Linked DNA regions of Homo sapiens: region 1 is linked to region 2. Evidence: read pairs that join two places in POLR2A ChIA-PET (ENCODE). Cell type or tissue: MCF 10A. All regions are shown on one strand. Links, peaks and the distances in the headings refer to the core of each region. The heading gives the core; the rest is flanking DNA.

Region 1 (6,787 bases), core at 119-4,118, 230 kb after region 2:
CCAAACATTCCCCAACTCAGAAGTATTATCTACCACCCTTCCTATTTAAGTAATACCTATGACAAATGTTGACTTTATATTAAAAAATTATAAGAATTTTTCAAGTTTCTGTATTTTCATTATCAATAGATTTTTACCTAGAATCAAATTGATAAATTCATTTACCTCCCAAGGCCTGCAACGCAATGAACAGCAATACAACAACCAGGTTCTTCACGAAACTTAATTTTCACAAGACTTAACCAGTCATCAACAATCTGGTTGGATGGTGGTGCACCATCATCAAAAGGCCAATCCTAAGTCAGAAGAATATTTAAACATTTTAGATCATTAATATAAACACTGTAGTAATAATTCTAAATTTCTAACATGGAAATGTTTTCAAAAGCATTCTCATTTTAATGTTTAATCAAATCTTATTAAACCCTGTTGTCTACCAAATGTGACTAAATGCTCAATCTTTACAAAAATGTTTCACAACTTCAAATCCTTGCTTAGCTTTTCACCTTTATTTAGAAATTAAGATTCTGCACAATAATATAATATTTGTTTTTAGCTTTTTGAGGTCTATTTATGACTTAAATAGATATTTATTTGAATTTACTATTTGAATAAACTTTTGTAGCACAGCACCATAAACCCATAAGAACTGTTAAATACTTACAAGAACATGGATACCTTCTTTCTCCACAAGAGTAGTGTCATAAGTTGCTTCACATACTCTTACTATTGTGGTAACTCCATACTTCTTAAGTTCCTGGATAAAACGTACATTAAAAAAATCTTAATGTTTAACCACATCACTATAACTCAACATTTTATATTCTGATCATCTCTGATCAGTAAGTATGCTGGTTAACAGAAGATCATTTAAAGAATGCTAGAATCCATTTATGTTTAACACAAAAGCAAATTTTGTTTTAAGTGACAATGCTAGAATATAAAAAGAAAAGTGAATATTAAATACCATACATATTTTTAATAAACTGGAAAAGTTTTCCTTCTTTTGTTTAAATTGTGTGCCCCCTTCATACACTGAAGTTGTTTACAGTCATGGTAATACCGGATTGGGATGAAACATTAACCAAAAGGGGCTAGCAGCAATGCAGACAAAGGTAAATGTAACTAAAGGCATTATTTATAACTAATCGGGTAATCTGACTTCACTCAATTATACTCACTCCTTAAACTTTACTGATTTACATTGAATGAAGTCTTAACTACAGTAAAAAAGCCCACATACCATTTAAAACTACAGGCTTCAAAATGCATTATTACTAATTACATATTACTAATATAATATACTATTATATACACTATATAGTATATATTAGTGTATATATAATATATAGTAATAAAAATTAAAGTACCATTAAAGTATTTCCCAGCCAGGCGTGGTGGCTCACCTGAGGTCAGGAGTTCGAGACCAGCCTGGCCAATATGGTGAAACTACATCTAAAAATACAAAAATTAGCTGGGCAAGGTGGCGTACGCCTGTAGTCTCAGCTACTTGGGAGGCTGAGGCAGGAGAATTGCTTGAACCCGGGAGGCAGAGGTTGCAGTGGGCTGAGATCATGCCACTGCACTCCAGCCTGGGTGACAGAACGAGACTCCATCTCAAAAAAAGGAAAAAAAAGTATTTCCATTATGTTCTGAGAGGCCTATTTGCTATTTCTTAACAACTGTAGGTATTTATAAAATAAAACATGTGCACATCCCGATATATTATTCAGCATTCAATTCCTTTCTCCTAGTAAAAAGAGGCAGGTAGAGTTTTGGCTACATAGCTACCATTAGGAAGGAACAGAATTTGTAGTTGAAAATTGGATTCTAAGCATCAGATGGGGTTCAAGAAAAACCAACTGGTTTATGGCATTAGTCATTAGGTTAAGCAGATATATAAAAAATCCATAAATGGCAACCTTTCCCATGTAAATTTCTTACAAGATAAGTAAGAGCTATACTGTTTTACTGTCCACATACCAATTCAAGCAAACTCAGGTACAATAACTATTAACTCAAGCACATGCCCTTCTCAAAATGTACAAATATACCTCTAACCTATAGAAGACATTGACATTTATTTCTGGGAACTGGAATTGTAGGTATATCATCTCATTTTTTCCAAAGTAGTTTTTATTTTGTTAGCTATAAGTCCCACTATTATATTGCAATCAATTTAAGCTACTAAAACATATCAAATCTTACCTCTATAAATTTGTTTAAGGTCGCATTGGTTGGATTGTGTGTAATAAGAAATCTCATGTTCTTGTATGTGACTTCCACAGGAGCTGGGCGGTTCATTCGAGCCATGTTAATTTAGTTAAAAAACACTCAATAGGGTTATGAAATAATTAAAAAAATTGAATACAGAAATGATGCAAAGAAACTGAAGTCTACTTCAATATACTCCACTTGAAATTCTCAGTGCTTTGAGTATGAAGTTGTAAGTAATGATAAGTGAAATGAACCTCCTAACAAGAAGCAGCAATTCTTCAATCCAGTAATACTGAGGCCAACAGAAAAGAAGTGCACTGAGGTTTACCCCATCCAGGTCAGAACTCTTGTAAAATGCTCTGTGGATTTCAATTCAACACTTCTGTGTCCAGGATAACCACTCTTATGGGGGCTTCTTGGTGGAGCAGTAATCAGTTTCTACAGTTCACTTGTCTGCATAGAGGTCGTGCTGTGCCTGGCAGTAATCTCCACTGCCCTTCAGAAACTCCATAAATGTGTGACCAAGAACACCACAGAATTGCTGTTTAAAAGAAAAAGACAGAAAGAGAGAATAAGTTATTTTCCAATTCAAAAGAAATACATTAGGGTTTTACACTATTTAAGTACACAACTATTTTTCTAAAGCAGGGCCTGAGCCGCTTCATCGACTTTTACTTGAATTGCAAAACTCAAGGGGTGAGTACAGATTAAATCAATCAGCATAAAACAAGCAGTCAGATAGATTAAACTGAAATCCATGATCTATTACCAAGATTCCTCAGAAAAAAAAACCAAACCCATTGTTACATTTTTGTGAAATTCATATATATATTCATATATATTCTATCTAGTTATATTCTCTGTATATATACTATCTATATATAATATATAATTATATGATTCTAATAATTATCCCTTTCGATAGTTGTTTTCTTTACATTGTAATTACATACACTTTATGTTGATTTTTCCAACTAACAAAAACATTTTTACACATTAATACAAACTCCAGATAACTCTGAAGTTATTAGTCTTGCATAATTTACTTAACTCATAAACTGAAACATCTAAGTTCTTTTCCAACTTTATGCTTTTATATCCTTTTCTTAGACTGATTTAAGTCCTATATTTAGAATCTCACTTTATCCTTAACAATCTGTTATCATTCCCATTAAACTGAAGACGAGGAAAATGAGTCTCTGAAAATCAACTTGTTATGTGAAATATCATAAGAATGTATGCTTATGAATCTAAAAAGGAAACAACTCTCATTTATAACTGTAAAGAAAATATTCATAATTTTAATAATGTTCTTTTGTATTTTAAAACCAAAATTTCACATATACAACTCAAAACTGAAATCCAACTCAGAGAAGGCGGACAAAGGGATGTTGAAGGTGGAAGTGGCAGGTCTCAAAAGCAAGGTAACTACTGTAACCAATAAATATAAACAAATATGAATGTATTTATATTTTCTCTAAGTTCCCCCTTAAGAACTAAACCATTTTTATGCCAATATCAAACATTAAACCAATAGTCACAGCATATTTTTAAAATATGTACATGGAAGACACTGATGTTAATAATCAGTCTTCTTCCAAATAGTTTATAAGGTACTTGTGTACTCGGGAGTAAAGAGGGCACTAAGGAAAGTATTAATAACAGGTTAACAAGAGCAGTAATTCATAGTCACTGCCTCAAGCACTTCATGTGTACTCTCATTACCAAAGTGTTTTAACAAAAGGTTCCATTAGTTTCCATGCTTAAATTTAAGCATTTGAAGTCTTAAAATTAAAATTCAAACGATCTGCTCCCATTTCCATTTTACACCTTTAAATAGTCCCATGCTAGTTATAGTTTCTAGAACTTTGCTAAATTTTGAAGAATAATTCTTATGATGATTACTGCAGAAAACATCAAGTCAAAAACCCAGTCTACTTTTCTGGTAAAACATACAACTAGCATTAACAATCATTTATCAAAAGGTCCCATAAAAAAGGTAACTTTCATTATCACAAGTTTGTTCAAACAAGCCCTCAGAGGTTACTTCACCTAGTTGGTCAGCTGGGTTAAAAAATTAAGTGTCTAAATTACAAAGCCATCACAGTTACAGTGAATACAGATTGTAGTAATCTGAAAATAATTTCATTATACTTTCACCCCAAATTCTAAATACAACCTCCGTAGAATAAAAAGTGTATTCTGACACTTTCCCAATGACATACAATGATCTTTAAAAGCTTTATAATGACTCATCACAGTATTCTAATTTCTAGGTATTACCTTTTTTTCAATTAAAAGCTAATTTGAGGCAGTATTTCACACCACTATTTCCATATTTAATAGCTAAAACTCCTGTCGGCTACAACCTAGTCTGGCCATATCCCTTCATGTAAGTAAGCACTTTCATCAGGAAGCAGAGAAAGAACTATATTAAGAATTCCCTTCCTGAAATGGTTATTTTTACTGAGTGGAGCCACCTAGTGGATGGGGGGACTCGTCTGTTAAAGCAGTGGTGGCCACCGATAGATTTCTGTTCCGCCCAAGACACTCCTCCATTCCCAATCTCCTACCCACAGGAAAAACTATCCATAATGGGGATTTTTTCCCTCCCACCTATCAGTTGCATTATAATCACAATCATATACAAGAAGGGAGAGGAGGAAAGAGTAATCTCTGTGCAGAAGCTTAAATCATTATTATACTGCAGAGTCAAGCCAATTAATGTGTGTAACTCCTTTGTCACAAACAATTCGTTGTATAGTCTGTTCCACATCTATTTAGGTCTTAGGGCACCTAAGAAAGCATGTGTAAAATGCTGCTCACTCTTGGGAATGATTTAGTTTTCTAGTTTTCAACTGACTGAGTAACAGGAAGCACTGCCTCAGGATCTAGATGTCGGGCAGGTCAACAGTTCCAATCGTAGTGTAAATAACTTAATACTCGTGGACTGGTAGGGGGCTCCGCGGACAGAAGATAAAAAACCCTCAGAATTCCGTCTCTGGTTGGCTACTGCTGCCACAAACCAACAGGAGGCAACAACATATTACACCACAGAGCTCAGGGATAGTTCTAAACAGTCCCCGATTAAAAGGCGCCATCCAGGGCCCTTCCAAAATTGGCAGGGGAAATGTATGCTGGTGCCCGGACGGGAAGTCCTTCGCGTCAGTGTAACTAACAGTAGCCCTGTCAGTTTCCAAGACGCTCCGAACCAGGCCATTTCTCGACGACTGGCCCAGAGAAAGGACAAGACTAGACTTGTTCCCATTATCACGAGCCCGAGGTGGGGCGATAAATCCGGAACAGCTCGAATTACCAGGTGGAGCCTGGGAGGAGGGCGGGGCGGACGGCCGAAGTTCTCACCTAGCAGAACCCCACTCTGGCCCGGGCAGGGGTGCAGCTCGCGGAATGCCCCAGAGGGCCGCCGCCCCGCGCACGCGGCTGTGTGCGCCCGAGCACGCCCGCTGCGCCCCCTCTCCGCGCCGCAATCACGGGTTCGCGCCGCGCCTTCAGTCAGGCGCGGGCGCCGAGGCCATTTTGTCTGAGGCTCGGGTCCCGGCCGTCGAGCACAAGAGTGTAGCTGCACCCAGTGGCTGTCCCGCGCCCACCCCGGAGCTCCGAGAAGCTCTGGAACCAGATCGTTACCACCCGTGCCTGGCTGTCCGGCCTACCCCACGCCCGCCCGGATCTGGAGGCGAACCCGCCACCGCCGCGCCCTCCCCGTATCCGGCTCCGCAGTGACACGCGCAGCCCTCGCCCCACCCCGGGCCACGTCTCCCGCTCCCAGTGCAGCCACTCTCCTCCGGCCGAACAAAGAGGCCCCGGGACGCCGCGGAGCCTGCCATGCCCGGACGGGTCGCGCCAGACCAAAGGGCCAAGGGCGGAGGCGGCGGTCACAAAGCGGCTTTTGTGCCACCCACCCGGCCCGCTGCGGAAGCCGAAACTGCCCCCGGCCGCCGCAGAAGCCGGACCGCGCCGCCCCCGTCGCTCCGGGCTCGGGAGGGACTCAAAAGCCGGTGCCTCCGGCGGCCAACCGCCACCCCGCAGCCCCGAGGGGCCCGGCATCTGCCTCCGCACAGCCGGCCGCAATCGGCCGGCCACAGGGCCATAACCCGCCCGCTCCCACCCGGGACCCACCGGAACCGCAACCCGGGGCAACCTGGAGGAGACGCCGGGCTCCGAACAAAGGCGACAGCGGGGATGGGGGGCCGGTCGTGGATTCCCAGCCCGAGAGGCGACGATGCGACGGCTACTCACAGGAATATGTTTACTCATTGAAGATTGTGGCCTAATCATACAGCCGGTCCCGAGGCGGCGGCGACACAGGCGGTGGCGGTGGCTGCAGGGCAGGAGGCGGCGGTGGTCGTGGCGGAGCGGCGGTGGCGGCGATGCAGGCGGCGGCGGGGGCACCAGACTCTACCATGCAGTGAGCGGCTCGGAGCAGAGCGCGTAGCCGAGCCGGCCCGCAGCCGAAGGAGCCAATACACGCGCCGAGGCGCCCTTGCGTCACAAGCCCTCCCCTTTATAGCCGGCGCGACGTGCAACCCTCCAGCCACCAATCGCGGCCTGG
Region 2 (8,668 bases), core at 2,832-6,831:
CGGATATGGGAATGTTATTAATAATATATTTTACATTCTTTGTTTCATACTGAGCCCTTCCCACACAGGCCTAACCACAATTCAAATGCTCAACAGCTGCAGGTACCACTAGACTAAGAAATGCTGAGCATTTGACAGATCCATTCCTATGGGTCATGGTTATCATCAGTCTTCATTATTATTCTCAAACTTCAAAAGTACTTATTTTTGATAGTAAAAATTATATCATGAAATTGCACTGATAATGTATTTCCATTAGCTGTTTAAATATCACACCATTGCCTTAATGAGTTACTCATAAATTGCCTTACATTTAGATTTCTGCATAAGCTTAATTCATTGTTAGATTTCTTGATATCAAAGTTCTTATTTTCATCCTTGACCAAAGTTTGGTCCTCCAGCTCTCTGTCTAATCTATGATTCACACTTCATCAACAGAATAATATTTCTAAAAAGCAACTTTGATCATTGCCCAACTACTTTAGGATAATAAAGAAAATATATAGTTCTTCATGATTTGACCACTGTCTATCTTGTTTCATTTCCTTCCACTCTCACTTTTCTTCTTCATTCTAAAATTTGCAGACTTCATAAGTTCCCTGAGTATGACATGCTGTTTTGGTCTTCACACCCTAGAACATGCTGTTTCTTCTGCCTGAAAGTTCTTATACCAGGCCTCAACTTTCAGTCCAGTTCAGCTGAATAAATGTATTGACTTCACACTAATCCCTTGAGTGACTAGTGCTTTTTTATCTTTGTGTCACCAGCATCTAGCACAGGTTCTGACAGTAAAATACCATATATATGAGATACGTATTTGTCAATCTAGCCTAAATGTAACCTTTAGGTAGACTCAGTTGTAAATTATTAACAGGAAGAAATATTAAAAGCAAAAGATAGTCATTCCTTTTCTATTTTAGTATTAAATTTAACTGAATTCTATTTTCATAGTTTTTAATGCCAACATTGAATGATGGTCAGTATTTTTATTCTGTTTCAACTCCAGTACATTTCATTTCCCTCAATCACCCTCCCCATAGTACTACTGAAAGTGATATACCTGAGAGTGTTATTATCTCAGGGACACAAATTATAAAGTTTTCATTAGATTAAAAAATAAGTATAAGAAGCAATATGTCTCAAAAGTCCCTACTTCACATTCTGGTGAGTTTTGAGAAAATTACATTTAACCTATGCCACACATCCCAGGGAATAAACTGATAAGATTTTAATAAAATATCAAAACAAAGTATTCAGCTTCACACAAATATCTTAGTTTAATAGTCATAATAAACTGATAAGATTTTAATAAAATATCAAAACAAAGTATTCAGTTTATTCACACAAATATCTTAGTTTAATAGTCATATAAAACAAAGATATACAAGCCTTTGATAATAAGCATCATTTTTCCTAAATTATTTGCTGTATACACAATTATAAACAGACATAAGAAGCTCTTTTAAGTGTTACATACCAGAGTGAGTATATTTCTTAAGGCTTGTAAAAATTCTAATTTTACAGCTTCCCTGGAGTTCCAACATCTCTTGAGAAGGAAACAACATAAGCTCTTATTTCCTCAACCGAGCTGTCCCCAACCAATAAAAATAGATCCTAGGAACATCCCTTAATCTGGTGACATCATCCATAAAAGACAGGAATGGGGTGTCAAAATCCCCTTTCTATTTTCTGTTGTCCTCTTTGGGTAAGGAGATTTAAAAAACCAGTGGAGACTTATGAAGGAAACAGTACAATGAAAGAGAAGAGTTCGATACAAGAAGCAACCCTCAGTTAAATTCTATTTTGTTCACACTGGCCCTTGAACTTCATCTAATTTTACCATTTCCTGTTTTTAATAAATCTCCCTACACTTTCACACCAATTGAATTCCATGTTTTTATTACTTAAGAAGCATCTCAGCAAAGAAATAATGAACATTTCTTTTAGACAATTATTTTTACTTAAAGAAAAGCTCTGGTCACTCACCAATGATGATAGAAAACTGACCGATTTCCTTCCTATTTCTTGACTTTCCTAGCCCTGACCTGGGGCTTTGGCTCAGATAAAGGTGCAGGATTAGAAAAGCACAGTTTGTTCAAAGGTGTGAGCTCCTCTCTAAGTCATATCCAGGTTTTGGATGCCAAATCATGTTTACGAGGCACCTGAGTAAATACTTTGTTTGGCTGCCAGTAATCTTTTCTATTTCTAAAATTAAGTTTCAAAATATAGGGGTTTGCTTTTTAAGTAAATTATCCATTATGTAGAAAGAGTATGCTAGTGAAAGGATTATATAGAAGATCTCAAAACACTGCATTTCCTTTGTTCTGGTTTTGAAATTTCCTGTTGAGTCACTTAGTTGCTCAATGCTGAAGGGCACTAAAGTATAATTAATGTAATAGTAAACAGACTATCTGGCCAGATGCATCAGCAAAACGTAACCCTCACTTTACAAATACATGTACAGGTTTATTTTAACTGTTTGGTTTGGGTTTTTTCACAGCTATTAATATTACTCAGCCAAGGTTCAGTGGCACAGATGCCTTTGGATACACCTCATTCCTGGCTTATTCACGGATCTCAGACATCAGCTTCCATTATGAATTCCACCTGAAGTTTCAGCTGGCAAACAACCACTCAGCACTGCAAAATAACTTGATATTTTTTACTGGACAGAAAGGCCATGGTAAGATTAACTGAACCCTCTAGGACTTGCCTCGCTCCTTTAAGAATACTTTAGAGATTCCTCAGGGACACTCTAATTGGCTGTGGTAAAAAAAAGACCTTTGCCTAGATGCAGCCTCCTCCTGTTTTCTGCCTTGAGCATGTTCGCTGTAGTCCAAAGTACTTAGCAGTTCCCTGATCCTTTCTGAAGCTCTACTTTGCATCAGGGCTACTGTATTAGTCAGTTTTCATGCTGCTGTAAAGAACTGCCAGAGACTGGGTAATTTACAAAGGAAAGAAGTTTAATTGACTCACTGTTCAGCATGGCTGGGGAGGCCTCCGGAAATTTACAAGCATGGTGGAAGGGGAAGAGGAAGCAGAGTACTTTCTTCACAAGGCAGCAGGAAGACGTGCCTAGTAAAGGGGAGAATTTCTCCTTATAAAACCATCAGATCTCCTGAGAACTCACTCACTATCACGAGAACGCATGAGGAAAACCACCCCCATGATTTAATTACCTCCACCTGGTCTCTCCCTTGACACCTGGGGATTATGGGGATTACAATTCAAGATGAGGTTTGCGTGGGAACACAAAACCTAACCATATCAGCTACCTTTCATAATCAAAAGAAAAAATTCCTACAGGCAAACATGAGGACAGGGAAGGTGACCAAGTCACATGGGAAGTAAGTTTATTGATTTGTCCTTTCCTCTGTTTCTTTCTGTTTCCATGTCTGAAGAGAGAAGGGAAATTCTCATTTTTCCATGTGTTATAAAATGGAAATGGTTGTTGCCCTCAAAGAAAACCATTCTAAATTAAAGGAGCAAGAAATTAAGAAAGTACTCAGCCTGTAACAAAGTACTCTAGTGCCCTGGAATTGGTGGGAAATCAACTTATAACTTACATTTGTCTCTCTTAAGTAGAAACTAGTTATGCATGTGCTAAGTCAAGGAAAATTACCTATGTTTTACTTTTAAGTCTGCAATCAACAGTTAAGCAATTAATCACCTAACTTCTCTGAGTTCAGTGTTTTCATCTGTGAGATCAACATATTGTAACAGAAAAAGACCTTTCTCTCAGCTGTCAGTGGTTCTACGGTGCTAGGGTAAATAACATATTCTGTTTTTTTCAACTCAATCAGTGACTGTCTCTTAATACCAAACACTCTTTTCTGTATCAGCATATGTCTGAAAGGAGCCTACACCCCAAATGAAATGTGGTATTTCAGACTCCCACCATGTCTGCTAGGATGGGGTACTCTATCATGTAAAGTACTATTCATTCTACCTCCAAAATTTGTTTGAATCTCTTCCCCATCCCTATGCTGAAACCTCATGACCTCTTCCTGACTGGTCTCCCTACTGATTTCCTGCCTGCAATTAATTATCCACATTGTAATAAGAGTTAGCCTCTTAAAAGGTTTATTAGATCATGTCTGAACCTTGTTTAAAACCCATCTGTGGCTTTTTACTGCACTTAGAATGCAATCCAAACCTCCTTATCATGTTCTCAAAGGGCCTTCAGGATCAGATCCCAGTCTGCATCTCTGAACACAACCAGGCCACTCTCACTATCTCTGTGCTTTTCTCCTACAGCTCTTCTTCCAGTGCCTTAACCACCAAGTGCTTTCCTGTCTCAGAGGTTTGGTGCATGCTTTTTCCTCAGCCTTGACAGGAAATAGCTATCATAGTGGTCAAGGGAGCAGGCTCTAGAGACTGGTGATGTAGACATGAATCAGTCTCCACCATGTGCAAATTATGTGTCAAGTTACTTAATGTCTTTGTGCCTCTATTTTCTAACCTATCAAATGAGTATAGTAACAGTGTATTTCCTTACAGCGTTGTGAGGAATAACGAACTTAATACATGGGAAGCTCTTAAAATATTGTTGGACTCGGCCAGGCGCGGTGACTCACGCCTGTAATCCCAGCACTTTGGGAGGCCAAGGTGGGTGGATCACCTGAGGTCAGGAGTTTGAGAGCAGCCTGACCAACATGGAGAAACCCCGTCTCTACTAAAAATACAAAATTAGCCAGGCATGGTGGTGCACACCTGTAATCCTAGCTACTTGGGAGGCTGAGGCATGAGAATCGCTTGAACCCAGGAGGCGGAGGTTGCAGTGAGCCGAGATTGCAGTGTTGCACTCCAGCCTGGGCAACAAGAGCAAAACTCTGTCTCAAGAAAAAGAAAAAGAAAAAAAATCATTGTACTCAATAAACACGGTAGTGTATCTTTTCTCAAAAGGGCCTTCTGTAGCCACCTTCACCAAAGTAAGTCTTGTCCCACCCCATCCAAGTTATTCTCTACCTCAGCTTCTTATTTACTTCCTTCATTGCCATTACTTTAATTTAGTATCCTTTTATTTATTTTTAATATAGTTGTTTCTTGTCTGTTTTCACTAACAGAATGGGAGCTTTACATAGAAAGAGATCAAGTCAGCCCTGTTCAACTTTATACACCCATGCTTAGCCCAGTGTCTGACCATAATCAGTATTTAATGAATGAATAAAATAACCACAATAAGAACAAATAATTGCATGAGATATAAGTCCACAACAGAGCTTCACAAGGATTCCTAAAGAGTGGTCATTCTTAGGGATTCTCAGTTCAAATGCTATGTCCTCTATTAGTATTTCCCCAGCGGTTCCCCTCCTCGCAACTCTTCCATCAATTCCCCTTTGTCTGAGCATGGACAGCCTGTTCTGCATTAGGATGTGGAGCCTTTGTTACAGGCTTTGGCTGGCTGCAAAGTTCTAAATTTCTCTTCTCACTTATAGAAATGGTGATTTATCACTGTATCACCCACAAAGCTTCTCTCCAATGGTTTTAATAAATATCTATGAATGTGCCCACTATAGCGCAGGAAGGGAAATAAAGAATTCCTACTCCTAACCCTTTACTCTGCACACCACTTATCATATATTTATCAATTAAACCCTTCTGATTTGAAAAAAAAAAAAGCCTGGCAAATGAAAACTTCAAATGAATATTGCAGACCCTAGGTCTGTCTTGTTTCAAAACAGATATTCTAAATCCTGATAGAGTCAAATAGGGAGAACCCAAGCAAAAGACAAACACCTGGACCATGATACTGAAATACTGCCACCAAAACCCTTTAGTACGCATCTACCAAATTCTCCTTCAAAATCTTTAACACACACATAAAAAATATAAAGCAATGTTTTAGCCACCTCATTTCTAAATTGTGAAATCTTACATGTGACATTTTCTAGTCCTCTCTAGTATTTTGCTTTGTATGCAGAGGAATTAATGCTAATTCTACATTTGCATTTATAGGTTTATTGCATGGTTAAATAAAGGTTAGATAACAGATTGATAAACTGTGAAGTTCATTTTCTAAAAACTGAAAATGAGAGCTCTAAAACATACAGTTGCACATTGCACCACATGAGGGAGCAAGAAGACCAGCTGAAAAATACAAATCATACTAAAGAGCTTTTTCTTTAAATGGACACAATAATTGTACATATTTATGGGGTATAACGTGATGTTTCAATATACAATATATTGAATCATGTATATTGAATATATACATATTGTGTAATGATTTAAGATAGAGTTTCTCCAAATAAGAGCTCTTCACACATATATTAAAATAACATGAATGTGCTTGTTAAAACTCTAGTTCCCAGGCCTTCTTGAATCAAAAATTAGAATAAAATAAAATAAAATTTTATCAAGAATCTTAGGTGCTTTTTATGCAACTAATATTTGTTTTTTTTTTTAATTTTACTTTAAGTTCTGGGATGCATGTGCAGAACGTGCAGGTTTGTTACATAGGTATACATGTGCCATGGTAGTTTGCTGCATCTATCAATCTGTCATCTAGGTTTTAAGCCCCGCATGCATTAGGTATTTGTCCTAATGCTCTCCCTCCTCTTCCCCTCCTTATGCAAGTAATATTTGAAGGCAACTACTGAAAATCTCCAGGAGCCAGCTAAATTAGACCACATGCAAGTATGGACTAAGGTATGTAATTATTGGCCATAATATCATATATAGGGATTATTCATCAATTTATATAGCATAAAGCTATGAATTAAAGAAGTGAGTCTTTTAAAACATATCGTTATTATTAACCATACAATTTACAATTATCTATTCTATAGAAGAAATGACCCAAGTCAATGTTATTATAGTAGTACATATACATTTAGATGTTATTGCCTAGTAATATTGATCTTTAACCTACATATTGGTTGTTACTATAAAAATCACCATACCATATGCTGCCTTTATCTTCCTCAGGTGAAGAGATGCACAAAGTCCCAGAGTTTATAAAATAACTTGAGTAAGCCAACCTCTAATTTCTGATATGTCCATAAAAAAGCAAGGGGACAACACTGATGATAGTCTTCTCTGAGTCTTTCAAAGCTGAACACTCATTTTGCAAATACTGCCACCAAATACTGCCACCACCATTGAGCTCTCTGGAAATATCCTGTCAAACACTTCATCATGAAAATGTCCCTTTGACTTATGATTTTTACCTAACCTAAGCCTCTTCCTATGCTTCTGCAGTCATATTTGGTGTTTTCTTCATTAGCTTCTCTTCCTTTCCTGCCCTCCACTCTCTTGTAATGTACATCTTAGAGACTGGCTCTTCTAGAACCCACCCTATATATCCCACAGTAGTCCACAGATGAATACATGACTTCCCCTCCTGTATCCCTTCTGTTGGTAACTGTTATAAACATTCTGCTTCAGCCAGAAACCCAGGAATCATCTCAATTTTTCCCTTTCATTCATTTGGACAAATATTGGTTGGGCACCTAGATAAGGCCTTCTTTTAGGTGCTGGGGAAGCAGTTATTAACAAGACAGACGAGGTCCTGGTCTCTCTCCATTTCATCCCCCATGTTCTATGAAACACAAGATCTCTCCATTTTACTTTCCAGTTACTTTTTGTTTTTTTCTCCTTCTTTCTATTCTCATTGCTCCTGGCTTCTCTGTCACACACTATTGCAATAGCAATAGCCTCATTTCTAGTCTCTCCGCTCAGTCATGTCCTTCTTCCCCTCTATTCTCCTCTTTGTTACATGGGATGGTTCTAACATACAAGTCCAAACATTTCTTAGCTAATCAACATGTTTCATCATAGCATACCACCTAAGCTCCTCTGCATAATATACAAAGACACTTATCAAGCCCCTACCCATTTGCACAATCTCCTTTGGTTTCATTCCACCCCATACTTGGCAATATTAGCACATGTGTACATCCTGTGTCATGTGACTGTGTCCCCCACTTCTGTGCAGGCTGTTCCACCTTCCTGAGCCACCCATGCTTCATAGGCATGCCTCCAAAACACTGCCCTTTAAGTCTCAACTCAAAAGATCATTCTTCTTTGAGTCTTTAACTCTTCCAGAAATTTTTGTTTGTTTTTTGAGACGGAGTCTCGCTCTGTCACCCAGGCTGGAGTTCAGTGGCAGGATCTTGGCTTACTGCAACCTCCATCTGCCAGGTTCAAGTGATTCTCCTGCCTCAGCCTTCTGAGTAGCTGGGATTACAGGCACCCACCACCACGCCCAGCTAGGTTTTTTTGTATTTTTAATAGAGACGCGGTTTCATCATGTTGGTCAGGCTGGTCATGAACTCCTGACCTCAGGTGATCCACCCACCTCAGCCGCCCAAAGTGCTGGGATTACAGGCGTGAGCCACTCCGCGCCCAGCCTCTTCCAGAAAAATTTAACAATTAATCTCACTGCAGTTCATTGGTAACAATTCTCATACCTTTTAAAAACTATCTGGATATCTTGCAAACCAGAACCACTACATTCCTTTTATATCAATAGTGGCTGTCACATATAAATACTCAACAGTTTTTTAAAGAATGAATATAAAAATGCATGGTCCCTGATGTGGTAAAACTTACAATCAATTTAGAAAAGCAAAACACAGGTACTTAAAGTTTTGTTAATTAACAACACTAAACCAGGAACCATGTCTGGCACACACAACCTCTATCACAATGTCTAATACGTATC

Evidence for each region. ChIA-PET counts read pairs that join two places held together with the same protein. Peaks named below come from ENCODE experiments on the same cell type or tissue, not always from the same donor. Only the 100,000 strongest peaks of a DNase experiment are listed, where the experiment ranks them.
Region 1: POLR2A ChIA-PET joins it to region 2 with 5 read pairs; 5 of 35 experiments call an interaction of 5 or more read pairs at or near these places.

The regions. Positions count from the first base shown.
Region 1 is chr6:63,572,407-63,579,193 of GRCh38, reverse strand. It overlaps PTP4A1 (protein tyrosine phosphatase 4A1), which reads right to left and starts at 6,714. Exons shown (of 6, transcript NM_003463.5): 1 at 6,475-6,714; 2 at 2,209-2,758; 3 at 665-757; 4 at 166-296. The coding sequence starts at 2,313. LOC128125822 reads right to left here and starts at 6,714. Exons shown (of 2, transcript NM_001415059.2): 1 at 6,475-6,714; 2 at 1-2,758. The coding sequence starts at 6,513. The coding sequence ends at 2,663. It overlaps LOC124901228 (translation initiation factor IF-2-like), which reads left to right and starts at 5,626. Exons shown (of 2, transcript XM_047419610.1): 1 at 5,626-5,662; 2 at 5,764-6,787. The coding sequence starts at 5,626. The coding sequence ends at 6,509. It also overlaps a transcript of LGSN not described here. RefSeq lists enhancers at 4,783-5,518, 5,213-5,582, 5,519-6,254, 6,636-6,787, 6,255-6,787 and silencers at 6,123-6,252, 6,553-6,787. In MCF 10A, for the core only: no CTCF peak of the experiment used is centred there; no DNase peak of the experiment used is centred there.
Region 2 is chr6:63,800,205-63,808,872 of GRCh38, reverse strand. EYS (eyes shut homolog) reads left to right here. Exons shown (of 43, transcript NM_001142800.2): 37 at 2,501-2,683. SCAT8 (S-phase cancer associated transcript 8) reads right to left here and starts at 2,037. Exons shown (of 2, transcript NR_157848.1): 1 at 1,987-2,037. RefSeq lists an enhancer at 8,658-8,668. In MCF 10A, for the core only: a CTCF peak has its summit at 6,067; DNase peaks (open chromatin) are centred at 4,382 and 6,072.